Linked DNA regions of Homo sapiens: region 2 is linked to region 1. Evidence: read pairs that join two places in POLR2A ChIA-PET (ENCODE). Cell type or tissue: PC-9. All regions are shown on one strand.

Region 1 (2,500 bases):
ATTACAACTTTTAGGAATTACTTGGTTTTGCACATTAAGAGGCCCATAAGTTTATCAGCTATTTACAACCTTCATTTCATCACAATCTGTGGGCTTACAAAAAAACAAAAACTTTTGTAGTTTTGTATGTTACTCATCTTCTTACCTGATATCCCATGATGATCCCATGGTAGGTCTTCTCACCTCGATGGTGCATAACAGGATGTGTTTGAACCTAGTAGGGGAGGAAACAGGCTTTCTTACTCTGGTTTAATTTGAAGTGTTTTAATTGTGATGTCAAAAAGTTGTATCAGATCAACTAAAATGGAGAGCAAGACAGAGAATGAAAAGAGTTGATTTTGGACCTCGGACCTTGCCGTGGCTAAATCTTTACCTTCTCATAGCTGATGGGATAATGTTGGAAAGAAAGGTTCTGAATCCTTTGGCCACATTTTGCCCTGCTTCTCTCAGGGTTAAGGGTTCTGGAAGAACATTAAGAATGAGATTGCAATTGAAAATAGTCATTTTGAATCCTATTGATTATTCAAAAATTCAGGCTGATTTGTCTTTTATCAGAGGTAGGATTCTGTTTTATAGTATAGAATCTACTTTATCCTTCCTTTTAATAGTTCCTTTAGACCTGTGAAATTTCTTCACTACATTTAATAGTTCTCCTATTTCCCGCTCCCCCATATCAATTTTCCTTTTGTCTCCGGGGCTGAGTAAATAAACATGTTCTGTCACAAATAGCAGCACCACTTTGGATTGATTTTGCTCTCCAGGACATCAGCACATGGCCCTGATCAGCACTACCACATCCAAACATAAGTCACTGAAAAACACTTAATATTTATGAGTTGGTAATGACAAGGGACATTGTATAAAGTACTATTTGCTAGATTCATGCCTCAAAAGTTATTATAAACAGACCTTTATTAAACACATCTTGAAAGATGTAGAAGTCCCTCTATAGTCTAGTATAGTTTACAATAGAGTTGTAAGACCAAAAAAAAAAAAAAAAAATTCAAACTCGTTATTCAGGAACCTGCTTATAAAATGTCAGCTGGGATTCTTTGCATGCCAATCTGATGCGTTGGAATGGTCCATGAATTAAGGCTTTCTTGAGCAGTTCTTGGCCCAGAACTCTGGCATTGGTTCTAGTTTGATGAAGGGCATGACCTCTATAAATGGTTTCAATTGCTAAAATATTTACCTGGGATACTGGGTCAGCCATTTTGACTGAGCAGACTAGTGGATTTAGACATTGTTTTTAGTTATTTTGTTTTTAACCAAATCAACCAACTGCCTCCCTGAAATAAGTCAATGAACTCATTGTTTCAGCATCACGTGGCCAAAGGTCATGTGATTGCAAATCTGGATTTCAAGGGAGGCCAAGCCAGCTTCCTGGGTCCTTCCATCCTCTTCCCTAGCAGACACTCTCCTTTTTCTTAACAGATAGATTCTATATATTTACTATATTATTTATACCCAGATGAATATTTTGATAGATACCTAAGACAATTTCACATCTAAAAGATGGACGCCTCAATGGAAAAAAAACAATCTTTCTCTGGAAACCTTATAGGTTTTTCTTTTTATTACAATATAAAAGCAATGTGTGTTTGCCTTCTCTGAGTAAACTGAAAGGGTTGTCTCAGTAATTTTTACATACATTTTGGGTAACTGGATAATGGATATTTTAATGCACTTTGTACACTAACAGGTTCTAAATAAAAGGGTCTAAAACTCAGCTTCTGAGTTTTTAAAATCACGGTCTCCAGGTACCAATAAATGCTACAGTTTGCCTTATGATGTTAACATAAAACACTTAGTAGAAGGACAATATTTCCATGAAAATAATGTTTTTCAATATTAAGAAGTTACTACTCAAATTTTCACAGTAAGCCATTTAGGGTATGTTTGGCTATTTTTATAAGGACATGAGAGATTATGTCATAATTTTGTTGTGGAAGTCTCACTCTTGGCTAACTTAAAAGCATTGTGGATAGTAGCAGTTACTAGTTCCAGGTTGTCATATTTACAGGAAAATATGTATATGGTGAAAGGCCACCGTGTTTAATTACTATAATGATGTAGAAAAGATTCCCGTGTGAATTTTTTTTTTGAAAGTCTAAAAAATGTATGCTGTAAAAATTTGCTGCAGTGTAATTTTGCATTCTCTTTAAACTGATTGAGGTCACAGTATTTTATTATTTGGGGTCCTCACCACAGGAAACACTGCGATACAGGGGCAAAAGAGATGGCAGTGCCAATTAAATTAATACAACAAAATCAATGCAGCACCAACCAAGACTGCCAGGTCTGGTGTCATGGGTATGCCCAGAGCCCAGGAGTTCAGAAGGGCCCTAAGCCTGATTTAATGCTCTGCTGTTGATGTCTTGAAATTCTTAACAATTTTTGAACAAGGGGCCTGCGTTTTCACTTCGCACTGGGCCTTGCAAATTACATAGCGAGTGCTCATAAAAGAACTCAGAAACGTGGTACCTCTCTTCCTGGTGGA
Region 2 (2,500 bases), 53 kb after region 1:
ACCTAACAAAGAGTAAATGGGAAAGAAGGAGAGGAAATAGGAGATCCAGGGCCAGGGGCTGAGAAAATCACAACAACATTGAGGAAGGGATACATCAGGGTGGTGGAGGGACAAAGCTGGCTGAAGCTTTGGGAGACATTTTCCCAAGAAGATGAAATGGATAGAACTCCCAATGTGTTTGAATATGATGAGAAGAGAGATAGGTAGCCAGGGTAGTGTTTGAGAACACATCTGATATGTGCATAGAAAACTAAGCCAACTAGGAAAACAAAAAGACCATTTCCATCTCCAGAGAGAGAACAGTTGGGCGGGCTCGATTGTCAACAGCATTGCCTTCTCACGATCATACAGTCTGAATGATGATCTGACTGTAGTTACAGAATGACTATATTCGAGGATGGGAGGACAGGAGGTACGTGTGTGGGTGGTGGGGGCAGTGAGGCGGTGACATGAAGAGAGCTCTATCCTCAACCTTCAAAATGGGAAGCTGATGGATAATGCACAAAGGGGAAAATGAGGAAGTGGTGATATAAGCATGTTACCTAGAAGCATGAAGATGGATTTCAAAATAGTCAGTTAGGGGAGTGGCCTGTGGGCAATAGAAAACAAGCTGTGGGGAGATGGGGAGGGGAGTGCTGCTTTTCAAATCAAGCCTGTGGAACCATACAACCGTCTAAACTGTGTGCCTGCATGGCTGGCAGAAAAATAGTAACTACATTGCTAAAGAAAGGCTACTGAGTGTGTGTTTTATGCCAGATCCTGTGCTATTTGGAGAATCCAATAATTAATAACACATAGTCATTAAACTCAAGTTTACATCACAGGGGAGGTAAGACACACAAATAAATAGCCACGTGTGTGAAGAGGAATCCTAAAGGAAAGGGAAACCACTTCCTATTTGGATGGGAGGTTGAGTGCTAGCAGTAGCAGCTTTGTGGAGGAGGTGCATTCACCCATCTCGGGATTATAGTGACCAAGCTGAATGATCACCTAAAAGCATTCAGTATGGCACTTTGAATTGAGTTTGTGGGTTTGTGGCTGAGTTCGTGGTTTTCAAACTGGCCATCAGGAAACCAAGAAATAAATGCTGCAGGAGAATCAACAAACCTCCTAGTCTAAACCTTGACCTCTGCAGATCAAAGGTGAAGGCAGGTCACTCTTCTGCCTGCTTCATTTTATACATAGAAGATTCTAATCCTAAACCGCTGCCAATCACAGAATCAACACAAACACTAAATTACCTAAACACACCAAGGATCTTCTCTCTCTGAAGTGTTGTGTTTTCTTGTTGTTGCTGCTTGTTTGTTTGTTTCTGGTAAATCATTTTTTCTGAAATCATCCATTTCCCTGAAAATCATATTTCATCAAATTCACAGTTGTCTTTTTCTATAGATTCCAGGTAAGAGGAGGACTTACCAAAATTCTGAAGGCTGGTTATTGCTCTCCTTTTATAAATTGACACTGAAATTACGCATAATGGAAAATTGATAGGAACAAAAGCTAAAACCAAATAGCTTTCCTTTCTATATTTTGTCAAAATAAATATGTGCCTTATTCCATATTATAAAAATCACGAGCATTAGAATAAACCTCCAACACTATGGAAGAACACGAAATAGGTCAAAATATAGAAAAGCTTATAAACTACCTCCTAGAAACCAACGAGAACTGGTAACACATGATGTACTATTCCAGGCACTTTTATATGCATGTGAGTATATTTTTAAAACAAAGCTGGGTTCATTTAACATATTCTGTTAGGAGACTTGCTTCTTTCATACAGCGAATGTTTTTTCCTGTCAATTTAGCCCTGGTTTCTCAATGCAGAAAATATGTAAAAGGCAGAATTTTCCTAAGTGATTGAATTTTAAAATTTCCCTCTTATTTATCTGATTGCTGTAGAGTTGCTCGATCTTCTGCTCCACAAAAAGTAGAAAGGTGGTGTAATGGCAAAGTTACTTAGCTGAAAATCAAGTAACTTCAGTTTTAACTCTGGCTTCGTTTGCTTCTTTGAAGCAATCAGAAAGATTGGAAGAAATTGTCTGTAAGATAAGTTTTGGAAGGGGAAGAGCCCAGCCTTGGAGTCAGGGGTTTAGATCATCAGCTCTCCCCTTACTAGTTGAGTGAACCTGTGCCAGTCACTTATCTATGCGCCAAAGTTCTCCTAAGCATACAGCGACTGGAGTGAATTTACTTTCACCAGCTGTTGTATGGGAATTTCCCTGTCTGGAACTTTGGCTGGGACCCAAAGCTAAAGACAATAGATGACACTAGACTCTCCATGAAAGATTTGCTAAGTGACTTGAAATTGACTCTGTGACCCTGACTCATCACTTACTAGCTGTCTGTATATGAGGGGAGCCCGGGCACAGAGGAAAGACTTTGGCATGAACGGAGGAAAGAACAGTCGTGAGTTTGTTCTCCTCCTTTTCAGGAGAGTGTTGAGTGCGTCCTCTACCTCCTGCAGGGGTACAAGGCAGCCTCAGGGACCTCTGATCCT

What was found. Peaks named below come from ENCODE experiments on the same cell type or tissue, not always from the same donor. Only the 100,000 strongest peaks of a DNase experiment are listed, where the experiment ranks them.
Region 2: POLR2A ChIA-PET joins it to region 1 with 6 read pairs; 2 of 35 experiments call an interaction of 5 or more read pairs at or near these places.

The regions. Positions count from the first base shown.
Region 1 is chrX:10,446,610-10,449,109 of GRCh38, reverse strand. MID1 (midline 1) reads left to right here. Exons shown (of 10, transcript NM_000381.4): 10 at 1-2,500. Among named protein-coding and RNA genes, the nearest start is that of MID1, 170 kb to the left of the region's middle. RefSeq lists an enhancer at 1-171. In PC-9, no CTCF peak of the experiment used is centred here; a DNase peak (open chromatin) is centred at 1,009.
Region 2 is chrX:10,393,856-10,396,355 of GRCh38, reverse strand. No RefSeq gene overlaps it. Among named protein-coding and RNA genes, the nearest start is that of MID1, 230 kb to the left of the region's middle. In PC-9, no CTCF peak of the experiment used is centred here; no DNase peak of the experiment used is centred here.